Regions from separate parts of the Homo sapiens genome. Here all the other regions are linked to region 1. The links are chromatin contacts, found by Hi-C or POLR2A ChIA-PET in ENCODE. All regions are on one chromosome and are shown on one strand. The core of a region is the stretch at or near the end of the contact, and the rest is flanking DNA. Distances in the headings are between cores, read along the strand shown. Region 1 overlaps RPA3 (replication protein A3). Region 2 overlaps ICA1 (islet cell autoantigen 1). Region 3 overlaps LINC03016 (long intergenic non-protein coding RNA 3016).

Evidence for each region. Hi-C counts contacts between places; a loop is a spot of excess contacts on that map. ChIA-PET counts read pairs that join two places held with the same protein, here RNA polymerase II (POLR2A). Pooled maps may share reads with other maps.
Region 2: a map of HepG2 shows a loop between it and region 1 (21-fold over the local background). The contact joins two enhancer-like sites. A Hi-C loop is called at or near these places in 24 of 168 maps with a recorded cell type or tissue (A673, B cell, CD4-positive, alpha-beta T cell and 18 more), 24 of 37 single-sample maps with no recorded cell type and 31 of 50 pooled maps. POLR2A ChIA-PET finds 5 or more read pairs at or near these places in 6 of 52 experiments (CD4-positive, alpha-beta T cell, CD8-positive, alpha-beta T cell, OCI-LY7 and 2 more).
Region 3: a pooled map shows a loop between it and region 1 (2.1-fold over the local background). The contact joins two enhancer-like sites. A Hi-C loop is called at or near these places in 4 of 50 pooled maps. POLR2A ChIA-PET finds 5 or more read pairs at or near these places in 2 of 52 experiments (GM12878 and PC-9).

What each region holds. Positions count from the first base shown.
Region 1 is chr7:7,678,994-7,684,106 of GRCh38, reverse strand. The region is part of intron 4 of RPA3 (replication protein A3); the gene reads left to right. All of the region lies in intron 2 of UMAD1 (UBAP1-MVB12-associated (UMA) domain containing 1), which reads right to left. Among named protein-coding and RNA genes, the nearest start is that of RPA3, 37 kb to the left of the region's middle. Within about 2 kb of position 2,471, at least 10 of the 41 ENCODE cell types and tissues checked have a DNase peak (open chromatin) inside an H3K27ac peak, as active enhancers do.
Region 2 is chr7:8,187,610-8,192,722 of GRCh38, reverse strand. All of the region lies in intron 6 of ICA1 (islet cell autoantigen 1), which reads left to right. Among named protein-coding and RNA genes, the nearest start is that of ICA1, 72 kb to the left of the region's middle. Within about 2 kb of position 2,167, at least 2 of the 41 ENCODE cell types and tissues checked have a DNase peak (open chromatin) inside an H3K27ac peak, as active enhancers do.
Region 3 is chr7:7,256,033-7,261,145 of GRCh38, reverse strand. LINC03016 (long intergenic non-protein coding RNA 3016) reads right to left here. Exons shown (of 4, transcript NR_108073.1): 2 at 1,550-1,594. Among named protein-coding and RNA genes, the nearest start is that of LINC03016, 3.4 kb to the right of the region's middle. Within about 2 kb of position 2,650, at least 10 of the 41 ENCODE cell types and tissues checked have a DNase peak (open chromatin) inside an H3K27ac peak, as active enhancers do.

The sequences.
Region 1 (5,113 bases), core at 1,222-3,721:
ATTTTAGTAATCTAGGGATGATTTAAAGTATATGGGAGGATGTATGTAGGTCACATGCAAAAACTATGCTCTTTTATATCAGAGCGTTGAGCGTCAATGGATTTTGGTATGAGCGGGGGTCTTGGAACCAATTTCCCACAGATACCAAGGGAAAACTGTATATTACTCATAGAAAATGAATTTTGGCTGGAAGCAGTGGCTCACGCCTATAATCCCAGCTGTTTGGGAGGCCAAGGCAGGCGGATCACCTGAGGTCAGGAGTTTGAGACCGGCCTGGCCAACATGGTGAAACCCTGTCTCTATCCAAAATACAAAAATTAGGCAGGTGTGGTGGTGCATGCCTGTAATCCCAGCTACTTGGGAGGCTGAGGCAGGAGAATCACTTGAACCCAGGAGGCGGAGATTGCAGTGAACAGAGACCATGCCACTGCACTCCAGCCTGGGCAACAAGAGCAAAAACTCCGTCTAAAAAAAAGAAAAGGAAAAGAAAACAAATTTCATTTCATAGGATCATGTATGAAGCTTTCTGCTCTTTTTCTATTTAATGATTTAATATATTGAAGGAAATGTAATTACCCAGAAATTCTGTGGTTTTATTTGCTTTTTGTTTATGGCTCAACTAAAAAAGAAACTGTAACTTTATATTTTATGAAGTCTTTTTCAAAGTGTCTCAACACATTATTTGATGACATACAATTATTAGAGAGTGAACTGTAGTGCTTCTCAGCCTTGCATGAACTCTAGAATCATCTGGAGAACTCTGGGGGGAAAAAATCAATTCCTGGGCCTAATCCCAGGACCTTTTAATCAGAATCTAGGAATGGGTCCCAGCACCAGTATTTTTTTCTAAGTATCCCCTAATGCACAGAAGGGTTAGAATCACAGAGAGATAGATCCCTAATTTACGTTTGAGTCAACTAAATCCACTGAGTCCCCGAAAAAAATGAATGACTTTCCCACAATTAACTGTGCCAAACAGAAGGCTCAGTTCTGCCTCTGAGTACAGTTGGCACCTCTCCTCTTCCTTCATGCAATTGCCTTTCACTGTACATTCAAGGAGTTAAGGAAGGGTGGTGTACCCCACACGGGGATGGCCTAACCTAACTTTTTCACCTCCGAAAAACTGAAACTGAAACGCTGCTAGATTAACAGGTAAACCAGAATCAGGTAACAGTGACTGAAAATACTGTTAATTCTATCCATTAGACACACAACTCCACATTTCTTAATAGAAAAACAAGCATCTACATCATGAAGTTAGTTGAAAAATCCTGGCATACTTGCTTTGCAATTTAAAGGTCAAAAGTAAAAACACAAAAACTGCTAAGTAAATTAAATGTAAATCGAGTTTTTCTGGATATCCCGATACGTGGGTAAGGAGACAGCGATAGGGTAAGTTACTTTTTAATCCATAAACACTCTAATTTTTTAAAGATCTGGTATACATTTTTTGTAAGAACAGGCAATAAAAATAGGAAGCACATGTTGAAAACCTGTTTAGTTTTTGTCACTGTTTTAATTAAAGCCTTCAACCCTAGACAGAATCAAAGTGACTTACTGTCCCTCATTCCTTAGAATGTAAATTTTTATGTATACAGCTAAATTTCCACTTTTAAATAAAGGAAACAACACAGCGATGAAGAGACTACCTTTAAAAGTTCCATATAAAAATATGATAGTTTAAATGAAGTATGTATATGTGGTTTGGTTCCCAGAATGAGGAATTCCATAGGAGATAATCTTAAAAATAACTCACTTATTTTCAATATCTGACTGATCATTGAGACTGGAAAACAGAAGGTGAGACTAAATTACATATTTCAATGTGTTTTAAGTATTTTAAAAGGTGAAATCCAAGCTGCTGTGAATTATTAAATTCTGGTTCTAAATTCAGCAAGTGTTACAAAATAATTAGCTTAATGGAAACTAGAAGTTCTTATGCCCTACTTGAAGAAGCACCTGCATATTCTGAAAACCATGATGCATTTCCCTTGTACTGTAACCCAATTCCTTTAATCTCTACAATAGTGTTTGCCCAATTTCATTCTGCCTGCTTCAAAGTTATATTCAATATTTGGTCAACAATATTAGTGAACCAACAACAATATCTAAATTGTTCCTTTTCATTTATATCCTATTACTTTTTGTTGTTATTTTTCCTTCTTTTTGCTATAACATAATAAGCTAATTCATGCTTTTGTCTTAGTTTTGGAAGGAATTATATCCTAACATTTACGCAATATCCCTTTTCCTAACTTAAAATAACTATGAGCTTGCCACTACACTAGTAAATTTGTAATCAACTTAAAGATAATGTCTTAAAAGTACAATTAAACATGTCATAACAGGAGAAAACCCTGGTAATTACGAATAGTGCCATGCTTGCTGGATTTTTAAATAGTAGTATAAGGCTATGAAAAATCGCCACCCAGTGATGCAAATGAAAACTGCAATTTGTTTTTGTGTAAAATGAGTACCCTGGAGGATTACTTCAACTTCATTACTGAATGAAGGAATAGCTATTACCTTCTTACGTGAATAGGAACTGGTTACAAGGGAAAGGATGTTTTTCTACAAGAACTTTTTTCCCTTATTCTTATTCGGCACCACTAGACATTTTACAGAGGCTAAAAGCTTTCGAAATCTTAATGCGGAGAAAGGTTTTCTGTCCAAATGTGAGCTAACTGTATATGAACAGCCCAGATATTCCTATTACCAAAACAAGTGTCTAGACTCTGCCCAGACCTGAATTTCAAGTCATGATGTGTTGATTCCATCAACTCTGCAATGCCATCTAATAATTGTGACCTAAAACCTATTTGTGTTAAGCAGAAATGCTTGCCTAGGGGAAAAGGTATTCTCAAGTGGAAAAAAATAGATAATTTATAGCTTAAACAACATAATTTACTCTGACCTTTCTAGAAATGGGTTATAAAGGCCACATAAGGAGATAATCTAACAAATTCTGTGGTGTCCATATTGATAAAAAGTTGTTGCTACAAATATAATCATGTTTATAAGTTTTTACTTAGCTTTATCATTTAGACATCAACAAACACACAAACCAACAAAATATATTTATTTTTCTGTAATGTACGTATTGCACACGATGCCACAAAAAAAGTTATGTGGATATATGCTAACCATGATACATGTGTATGCAACTAAAAAAACTATCAGAACTAATAAATAAATTCAGTAAGGTTACGGCATACAAAATCAACATACAAAAATCAATAGCATTTTTATATGCCAACAGCAAACAATTTGAAAAAGAAACCAAGAAAGTAATCCCATTTATAAAGCTACCAGTAAAATAAAATACTTAGGAATAAATATAACCAAAGTGAAAGATCTCTAAAATAAAAATTATAAAATACTGATGAAAGCAACCAAAGAGAACACACATAAAAAAAAATGGAAAGATATTCCAAATTTATGGATTGGAAGAATCAGTATTGTTAAAATGTCCATACTACCCAAAACAATCTACAGATTCAATGCAATCACTATCAAAATACCAAAGACATTCTTCACAGAAATGGAAAAAATAATCCTAACATTTATATAGAATCACAAAAGACCCAGAGAAGCCAAAACTGTTCTAAGCAAAAACAACAAAATTAGACGAATCACACTACCTGACTTCAAATTATACTAAAAAGCTATAGTAACTAAAATAGCACAGTACCGGCATAAAAACAGACACATGGACGAATGGAACCAAATACAGAACCCAGGAATAAATTCACACATTTACAATGAACTCATTTTCAACAAGGGTGCCAAGGATATACATTGGGAAAAGGAAGTCTTGAATCAGTGGTGCTGGGAAAACTGGATATCTATATGCAGAAGAATAAAACTAGACCCCTATCTCTCGCCACATACAAAAATCAAATCAAAATGGATAAAATACGTAAATCTAAGACCTGAAACTACGAAACTACTAGAAGAAAGCATTGGGCAAATGCTACAGGACAGTAATCTGAACAAAGATTTCTTGAGTAATACCCCACAAGCACAGGCAACCAAAGCAAAAATGGACAAATGGGATTACATCAAGTTAAAAGGCTTCTGCACAACAAAAGAAATGATTAATCAACAGTAAAGAGACAACCCACAGAATGGGAGAAAATATTTGCAAACTACTCATCTGACAATGGATGAACAATCAGTATATATAAGGAACTCAAACAACTCAACAGGAAAAAATAAAATAATCCAATTTTAAAATGGGCAGGCCAGGCATAGCAGCTCACGCCTGTAATCCCAGCACTTTGGGAGGCAGAGGCAGGAAGATGGCTTGAGCCTAAGAGTTCGAAAGTGGCCTGAGTAACATAGTGAGTTATTGCCTCTTAATATGTGTGTGTGTATATATATATATATATATATTTATCTATAAATTAAATATATAAATATATATTTATCTATAAATTAAATATATAAATATATATTTATCTATAAATTAAATATATAAATATATATTTATCTATAAATTAAATATATAAATATATATTTATCTATAAATTAAATATATAAATATATATTTATCTATAAATTAAATATATAAATATATATTTATCTATAAATTAAATATATAAATATATATTTATCTATAAATTAAATATAAATATATATTTATCTATAAATTAAATATATAAATATATATTTATCTATAAATTAAATATATAAATATATATTATCTATAAATTAAATATATAAATATATATTATCTATAAACTAAATATATAAATATATATTATCTATAAACTAAATATATAAATATATATTTATCTATAAACTAAATATATAAATATATATTTATCTATAAACTAAATATATAAATATATATTTATCTATAAACTAAATATATAAATATATATTTATCTATAAACTAAATATATAAATATATATTTATCTATAAACTAAATATATAAATATATATTTATCTATAAACTAAATATATAAATATATATTTATCTATAAACTAAATATATAAATATATGTTTATAAACTAAATATATAAATATATGTTTATAAACTAAATATATAAATATATGTTTATAAACTAAATATATAAATATATGTTTATAAACTAAATATATAAATA
Region 2 (5,113 bases), core at 918-3,417, 510 kb before region 1:
AAGCCAACCAATAAATGTAGAATGTTGAAAATCAAAAATCATATTTTGCAAGCCATCATAAACATAATTGATTCAGTCAAGAATCATCTATGAATATGAAAACTAATGGATGGAAGTTTAATGAGATATAGGATCTTTACGTTGTCTTTACATTGTTTCAAATTATATTGTATTATTTACAATGGGTGAAATAGTAACTCAAATGGAGAAACCTGGCAAACACCATCTTAACCAAAAGATTAAAGTTAACATCGCTAGTGGTGGGACTAACCAACAGCATGTGCCACATGATACCATGCACTGAGGAAAAGCCGGAATGACTTTTGTTATACTGTTAGAGGTGTATAACCTTAATTTAAGTGTGAGGACACATCAGACAACCCAAAATGTGGAACACTCTCTAAAATACCTGCCCTGAAAAAAGACAGACCCAGGAACTTCCCAGATTAAAGGAGACTGAAAAAACATGACAACTGAATGCAGTGTATGATTTTAGATTTTCTTTTGTTATAGAAGATATTATTGGGACAATTGATAAAATCACAATAAGGTCTGTAATATTAGATAACATTATTTCAATATTAATTTCCTGATTTCAATAATTGTACTGTGGTTATGTAAGAGAGTTCCCTATTTTTAGGAAATATATATTGAATTATTTAAGAATAAAGGAACTTTCTGTCTGCAATTTACTCTTAAACAGTTTAGGAAAAAATCTATGTGTGTTTGTATTTAGAAAATGAAACAAATGTAGTAATGTTTGGGTGAATTAACATTTTGGGAATCTGGGTGAAGGGTATCCAGGCATACAAAGAATTCTTGCAACTTTTCTAGAAGTCTGGAATTATGTTTAGTGTCTTTGTGATTTGAATTTTAATACGTTTCTTTATAATGTTCAAATTAAGAAATTAAACATCCAGTATATGAAAGAAGGAATGGCACTGAAAAAAGTGACATTAGTAGAGGTTTATATTGTGTTATAATATTATACAATATTATAATAATATGTAATATTACTATAGGCAATATGTATTATATAACACATATATACAGATGCTTCTTGACTTACAATGGAGTTATGCCCCAGTAAACCCATCAAGTTGAAAATATCCTAATCGGAAATGCATTTAATACACCAAACCTACCAAACAGCATAGCTTACCACAGGCTACCTTAAATGTTTTCAGAATGCCTACATTAGCCTACAGTGGGGCAAAATCATCTAACACAAAACCTATACTATACTACAGTGCTTAATATTTCACAGTAATTTATTGAACACTGTACTGACAATGAAAAACAGAGTGGTTGTTTGCGTACTTGAAGTACAGTTTCTGCTGAATACATGTTGCTTTTGCATCTTGGCAAAGTCAAAAACTCTAAGTCAAACAATCATAAATCAAACCATGGCAAATCCAGGACTGTCTGTACAATATTACAATACTGTATTTATGTTGTAGCTATTGTGATATAATTAGAATTATGTGCCAGCATGATTCTTTGCAAATTCAGTGAGACCTGGTCAATGTCTTTCAGATAAATTACCTAAGACTAGATGATAGCAGGGACATTATACATCAAAATAGTGATTTCAGTTACTCTCGTATAAAGTGGAGGGCAGGAACGATGGACAGCTATCATCTTAAAAGCTTATTGGAGTCAGACGATGGTTCCTCACATCTGCTGACCTGTAACTATGGAATAAACAACTCTGATGACCATTTGTTCATTATCATACTGGAGTCATGTTCCTGAGGAATTCCAGGGCAGTAAAAATTTAGAAGCTAAATGTTTAACTTTCCAGAATGTTTAATTTTTCTGCACTAAGTCAAAGCAAGGCTCATGGAAGCAAACTTCCTTGTTCCCTAAACACTCAGCCCAGAAAAATTGAGAGATCACACATGTAACCGTGAACTTTGCACTGTTAGATTTATAAACTTCACAAACCAAAAATAGTTTCTGTTGTTGATCCAAAAACCTCCATTCTAATGACAAACTTATGGTGGCTAAAAACCTTTTAAATGTTAGATTGAGTTCCTGCTTTGTCCCTCTGCATGTGATTGAGCCAGGTTAAGTTGATTTGAACCTGAGAAAAGAAACACATTGCCTCTGTAGGGTTTTCTAAGCCATCTGAATTGGTACTAAACCATTTCTGTGAGGTGTTAGAATCCTGCAGGGGGCACCAGAACATTCCAATGCAGTTGAACACATTTCATTAAGTCCAGAAGAGCTAACTGTATTACCTTATTATAATTGATTTCTCTACTGTAACGTTTTCAGTTCCATTAATATTATTTTTTTGTACATTTACTTTTACAACATTTGTGAGTTTATGGAATGTTTCTGCCTCTCTGAGGAGGCAGAGGAAGGAAAGAGATCATCTCTTGGATGAGTCCTTAGAAACTACAGCCATGTCTCCTCTGGGTAAATATGAAAGGTTTCAGCCCACTCGGAGAGTAAGGACTTTCCAAATGTTCCTAATCTGACTGCGGAAAAAAAAAAAACTGGAAGAAACTGAGAATTCAATTTACTTTCTTAGCCTTAAGGCTGTGTATAAGCTACCCTGTTATTATCATTATTAATAATAAACACAGTGAATGTCAGACAGGCACTTCATGGTAGATTTTTATATGAATTTTGTGCAAAAGTAAAGGGTTGCCAGGCTACTGCATAATATTACTCAGTTCTGGTCCAGGAGTACAAAATTCCACCAGGCCTCCTGAGCCCGTCCCTCCAATTAGTGGCTTACTTCATTACGAATAAAGAACCCTCATTACTGTGGGCCTTCAAGTGAAATAGGATCCCCTACCTCTTGAAATCCGCCTTTCTAAGTACAGACAGTTCCCAACTTACAAACAATCCACTTAAGAACCACCAAGGCATTCAGAGGCTGCTGTAGGCTCCTGCAGCTGCTGCCTGGGCCCCCTGCCCAGCCCCCCTGCCCAGCCCCCTCCCCACACTCCTGGTCTGCTCAAGGGAGCGCTGCCTACCCCCCTTGCAGAGCCAGCTGCCCACCTGCCCCTCGGACTGCAGGCTCGGAGCTGGGGGTTCAGTGAGGCCTCAGAGCTACCGCTGGTTTTATAGTTGAGCTCAGCTATGGGGTAAATAGGCTTTTGTGGCCTGGCCTGGGAACCGAACCACCATTTAAAAAAAAGAAGAAGAAAAAACCTGCCTCCATGGGAAAATGTATTCTGCATTCCCAATAGCCAGCCAACAAATGTTAGAATGACTGTGGGGGCTGTCTTCTGTCTTCATGCCCCTAGCAGAGCGAGGAGGCGAAAGAATCCGCCTGTGTGTTCTGGGTTCTGGGTCCAGCTCTAGCACTAAACCCAACATAGGACCTTAGTAAGCCCTTTAACCTCTGTGTATCACATCATCTGTAAGACAATAGGATTGTACTAAATGAGTTATAAGCCTCCTTCTAGTATAATGACCCCAATTGATCAAAGCTCTACCCTCATTTTATTCATTCAGAGGCATTTTACTCAGGGCACATGCTTTGTGCAGGCTCTGGGCTTGGTGGGAATACAGTCAAATAATACAGATCCCAGCACTCACAGGGTGCAGTGTTTACTTGGGGAGACAGATCTTTAAGTGAATGTTCATAAGTGCTATGATTGCAATGGGCACTGGGTTCTGTAAAAGCTCAGGAGGGTCTGAATCAGATGAAGTCTTTGCAGAGGGGTTGGCTCGCGGGCTCACTCCCCTGATTTCTATTTTAATTGACTCCTCTCCCAGGGTATCAAATCTGGTTCACTGGGAAGCATAGCTTCTGCATCTACCATCCTAACAGTTTGGCATGGTCCCCTGGCCTCATCAAGGAAAGTCTTGCCCTCCTCTTTGCGTCACTGAAAGATAGAATACAGGGATGCTCCCACCAAACCATAGTCTTGATTCCTGTAAGTACTGCCCTGAATGCTTGCTTCTTCTCTGCCCTAGGGAGCCATGGCCAAAAAAGGTTCTCTCTTGCTCTCCTTGGGGCCTTCCCTGCCCTGAAGAGAGGCAGGATTGGCAGCAACTCTGGTACTCCCAAGTTTAAAATATTCCTTACCTCCCAAAATATTTCTGAAGTCCCAGCTACCTCTTGCTGTCCTATATTTATAATGCCCTAATTATAATTCTACCAAAAATCCCTTCTAGGCTTCCACCCTTACTCCACACTCACTTTTAAAATAGTAACAATCGAAGTGATTCAAAGAAGTCACCTGTCATTTGGAAGGTGGCATAACAGAGTGGTTCAGGTTGGAATCTTGACTCTGTGCCTTGATATCGGACATTATGAAATTATGTCGGTATGAAGGTTCCTGGGCAAGGAAGCGACCATGGAAGAGCAGTTTTGAGGAGAGTTAATTTTGGTAGCTCTGTGTAGGATGCTACAAGAATGGAGAGGAGGGAAAAGATGAGAGATTTTCAGCGTAGAAATGATGAAACTTAGAAACCAAATAAGTGTGTCATTATGCAATGTGAACTTATATAACTTTCCTGTACTCTCAAAGTATCTTATTTATTTTGGTTCTATGAAAGCAGTTTGATAATTATAACTGGAAAATCTTTTCTTTTCATATAAATAACAAAACACCCCAAGAAAACATTATCTAAGAGTTTTTCCAATCCCCATTCCATTATGTTCCCTTAGGATGCCTTTAGCGTAAGAAACAGCCTGGTGCCTTGGTGAGGAACTCAGTCTCTGCAGTGAGCATCTCCTGGGTTCAAACTGTGGCTTCCCCACTTCGTAGCAGTATAATCTCAGGCAGGTTTCTTAACTTCTGAATATTTCAGTGTCTTCATCTGAAAAATGGAGACACAGTCAAGTACCATATAATGACATTTTATGATGGTGGTCCCATAAGATAACAATGGGGCTGACAATTCCTATTGCCTAGTGACATCTTGATGATACTAAATCTGTGCAAATCTGGGCTAATGTGTGTCTTAGTTTTTAACAAAGAAGTTTAAAAAGTGAAAAAAGTTAAAGATAGAAAAAAGCTTATAGAATAAGGATATAAAGAAATCTTTTGTACAGTTGTACAATGTGTTTGTGCTTTATGACAAGAATTATTACAGAAGAGTCAAAAAATTTAAAAATGTTTAAAGATGTTTATAAAGTAAAAAA
Region 3 (5,113 bases), core at 1,401-3,900, 420 kb after region 1:
AGAGTCTCGCTCTGTTGCCCAGGCTGCGGTGCAGTGGCACGATCTTGGCTCACTGCGATCTCCACCTCCCAGGCTCAACTGATTCTCATGCCTCAGCCACTCAAGTAGCTGGGATTATAGCTGTGTGCCAACACGCCTGGCTAATTTTTGTATTTCTAGTAGAAATGAGGTTTCATCATATTGCCCAGGCTGGTCTCAAACCCCTGGGCTCAAGGGATCCACCCGCCTCGGCTTCCCAAAGTGCTGGGATTACAGGCGTGAGCCACTGCACTTGGCTGCCACAAAACTTTTCATTACAGAAGTTACTGAGTGACCTCCCCCAAACTCTACAAATTCCCACAAGAAGCTTAGCCTCCAAAAGGCGAGCTCGTTTGCCCTGGACAGTTCATGGCTTTATCTTTGGTGAATGGGCATTTGTTGTCTTTGAGTTATGTTCTTTACTTCCAAGTCCTTATCCTTAATTGGTCATTTTGGATCGACATGTCTGAAAAGTATTATCAGCCCTCTGTAATAGTTAAGTTGGAGAAGCCATCTCTATACACTGAGTTCCTGCGGGCAGGATTGTATCTTTTCCTCTCTGCGATCCCAGGACCAGCAAAATACCTGGGGGCAAATCAGTCATTCCTATGAATGTAATAGGACTTGAAGAGTAGAAGGAAAGTGAGGGAAGGGTTAATGACAGACTTCAAAAAAACCAAACCCTAGGTCAGGGCCTGGACTAAGCAACACTTCAAAGTTGCTTCTCCTCTCAAAGCAGTTTCTTCTGTCTGTGCTTCCCCTAGTTCCTCACCACACCCTCAGTCTGGCTAGTCCTCCCTTCACAATGACAGGTCAGAGATCCTTACTGAAAGATACGGTGTTTATTCTCTGTGAGAGTAATATGTTATAGTAAGCGGGAGATTTCACTCAACACCTGATTGGTGATGATGGAGAAGGGGGCCGGTCTTTTTCCACTTCTCTAATGGTAATATTTTCTCCCAACTTGCTTGCATGTTTACAGCAAGCTTCAGTGTATAGCTAAATTTTACCCAGTGGAAATTATGGGGATCGCAATATGCAATTTAAGTAAGTAACTCTTTAGTTACTTTGACCCAACTAAAATACTAAAGCAGAAAAAAAAAGGGGTGAACCAAGTTGCAGGCCTCTTCCTGCAAGCAATGTAGTGAGGTAGAAAATGGGATCAATGTACTTGTGTTCCCTCAAGATACATCTCCCTTCTCCATCCAAACTGTTGAACTAAATGAAGAGTGAGGTCCTTGAGGAATGAGCTTTTCCCCGTTTTGTTAATGGGGGAGGCTAATATTCCTGAAAGATAGCTCTAAAATGTTGTCAGAACAGTCAAGAGTTAACAGCAATTGTCCATGGCTCCAGAAGCCTGATTGTTACTTGTCAAATTGCTTCCGGTGTTCTTTCCCACATGAAAGAGGGGGGTGACTGACTGGCTATTAGGGCAATAGGGGATTTGATGTCTGTTTGACCACACCCCAGCCTCCTGGGTGTGATTTTGATTTATATTAAAGCTGACAAAATGAATCAAATGTTTGCTGACCTTGTGTATATAGAATAGCTTGGGTTGGATCTTGAGAGAAATTACCTGTTGGAGAGGGGAAAGAGAAAGTTACCATCAACACTCCTGATTTTATTTTATTTATTTTTTTTTTTGAGACGGAGTCTCGCTCTGTCGCCCAGGTTGGAGCACAGTCGCGCGATCTCGGCTCACTGCAAGCTCCGCCTCCCAGGTTCGCAGCATTCTCCTCCTTCAGCCTCCTGAGTAGCTGGGACTACAGGCGCCCGCCACCGCGCCCGGCTAATTTTTTTTTTTTTTTTTTGTATTCTTAGTAGAGACGGGGTTTCACCGTGTTAGCCAGGATGGTCGTGATATCCTGACCTCGTGAGCCGCCCACCTCGGCCTCCCAAAGTGCTGGGATTACACGCGTGAGCCACCACGCCGGGCCAAACACTCCTGATTTTAATACATCATGCCATAGGATGAAGTTAATTTTTAGCTCCGTTGAGAGGAAACAACTACCATCCTGCCGCATAGTAGAGAGTCTGGAGAAAAACAGTGTCAGCTGAAACCTCTACTTTCTTTAATTTCATTAAAAAATTGATCTCATTGATGCCATCAACTGTGCTTCTGGGTAAAGTCGCTGGTTCACATTTTCAGTTTCAATTTCCCTTGCTTCTCTTGCTTCAGTTTCAGTAGCAACAGGAAGTTTGGGTAATTCTATATCATTTAAATGTGAAGAGGAAGAAAGAAAACCCTTTATAAACACATCCTGATGAGTGAGTGTCAGAAAATTCTATGCAGAGACGTGGAGTAATCAAAGAGCAAATTCAGAAAATATTCTCTAAGTTTAGGATTTGTAGACTACTGAATTATAAATTTATACTGATTAATACATAGCAAAGGTTACATTAATATATTAAATCATGAATTTATATTATCTTGAGGTGATTGACCCTATGAGGTCACTTATAAATTGATTTTATGAGCACATAACACTTTATCTCTTTCCACCCTCTAAGTCTGTATATTATTAAAATACAGAAGACTAGACTTGATGTGTTTCAAAACTTCAGGCGCAGGTTAAGTTCCACCACTCAGTTCTGCTTCACTTGTTCTCACTCTGAGTCACTCAACCTCTGAACACGTTTTTCATTTGGTCAACTTATTTGAGCATTTGTCCAAGTAGCCTGAGTGGGTCTAAGTATAAGACATGAAATAAAGAGCTTGACATGGCAGAGACTGTCAGACTTTCAGAGAGAAAAAACAGTTTACTTAAGAATCTCAGAAATAGCTGGTCATGTCTAAGTTAGGGTCCCTAAGAAAATACAGGTGATTTCACTTTGTATTTCCCCCATTCCTTTCCCCCTTCCATTTCCGAAATTTGGTATTTTGAAAAGGATGAAGATCGATTTGGAAGTAGCTTACTTTAAAAAGGAACATAGTAACAGGAAATTGTAAAGTAACATTCTGTTAGGTTTCAAGGCTGATTTGTGTTAACAAGCTGACCACAGCCCTAAGACATGCTTGAAACCCTTAGTGCAGGGAGACAAAATAGGAACAGGGCTGAGCCTGATGCGGCCTCATTTGGGTTTGGTTGTTGCTGCCCCACTTGTAAAAACAATACAGACTGCGAAATAGACAGTCGTCCCTCAGTATCCTTGGGGTACTGGTTCCAGGACCCCCTCTGATACCAAAACCCATGGATGTTTAAATCTCTTATATAAAATGGTATAGTATTTGCATATAACCTATGCTTATCCTCTTGCATACTTTAAATCATCTCTATAATACCTAATACGAATGCTATGGAAATAACAGTTATACTGTATTGTTTATATTTTTGTCATATTATTTTTTATTGAATATTTTTGATCCACGATTGGCTGAATTCATGGATGTGGAACCCACAGATATGAAGGGCCTGATTGTACTAACTGATACCAGATCATTAGGCAATTCTCTTACTGGGGCTGCAGATCCAAAATCCAGACCACGTTTCTCTGAGTAAAGGTGTAATTTCCTCTGAAAAGACTAAATGTTTTCACTGCCAGTTTCCCAGGGGAGAGGTTGGTTCAGCAGGAATTTTGGGAGGAGGGTGTCCAGAGTGTTAGGTGAGTGGAAACCTTCCTCATTTCTTTTAGTGCAGATGTCAATTTGGCTCCAATTCTAAAGAAGTGCTGATAACTGAAGGTTTCTAGTGGGGTAGCTGAACTACCTTTGGTGACCTGGAAACAGGTAGCAAAGAGGGCAGAGCAGTAGCCTGGTAAGGGTGGAGAGGATTCCACTGGAGCTTGGCCGCTCTCATAAAGTACTATCTGGACCCTTTCTTTCATTATTCTGGAACGGTCAGGAAAGTCTGGTCTCTACTGTGGGCAACAAAGAGGAAAATAAGTCTTTTCCCCAGGGTCAAACAAGATGACAGAAGTCACCAGCAGAAGATGGTAGTGCCCACTGAAGCAGCAAGTTAACTGGAGTCACTGTCCCTAGGAGGCAGCCCAGGAATGGGCAAGAGGGCAACCCATTTCTGGGTACACATTACACTGTACCCTGGGAACCGCTGAGGATCACGAGGGGCATATTTTAAGGGTGGCTATTTCTGCCAGTAATGCTGGAAAGCATTCATGGCATAATGCCATGATATGTAGCAGAATCCACCACAGTGTCTGTACGAAATGTTTAAGTAGGTAATTCATTCTGTCAGTTATTAAGTGTTATGAATCTGAAATCATTAAAACAATGTACTGCACAAGAAATAGGCAGATAAGCAGACCAGAATACAGTTTATACACAAACCGATAATGAAATATCATGGGGTAATGGTGATTTAAAATAAATGTTGAAAGAAAGGATCGTCAAATAAAGTGTATTACAACAAACGGGTAGCCATTTTCCTACCTCACTCCATATAAGAAAATAAATTCTGGAGGGATCAAAAATATAAACACAAAAAATGAAACTATGAAAGTAAGAGGAAAACATAAGCATATTATAAATAAACCTTGGTGTGAGCAAGACACACAATTCAATAGCCCTAAGAAAAGATTAATTGGTTTGTGTGGGGAAAAAACAAGTACGAAATAATCATAACAGTTCTAATACATATAAATAAACCAATATTCAGAGAGTTTATAAAAATTTTTAAAAACCCTAGTAATTCAATATTAAAAACTGGCGAAGATGAAATGCAAATTACCAATGTATAAAAAAAACTCAAACCTTAAGTACAAATCAACAATTATCAGATATTAATGCAGTGATAAAACTAGTAAGTTCAATAATCAAAAACTTTGGTAAAAGGGGCAGGAAAATATACTCGCAAATGTTGAGTAGTAGTATAAGGTAGTACAGTACAGTTTAAGAAGGCAATTTGGCAGTATCTATGAATATTTAAATGCATACATTCTTTATCTCAGCAATTACTTGCTAGGAACTTATCCTATGGCTGTACCCACACAATCATTTCAAGGATGTTCAGTGCAGCAATAATTATAATAAAAGTATCCAACTCAATTATCAATAGAGGAATGGCTTAAAAATTGTGGCACATCCATACAGAGATCTAGTTAACTATTAAAAAGAATTATCTCTAAGTTATTAAACAGT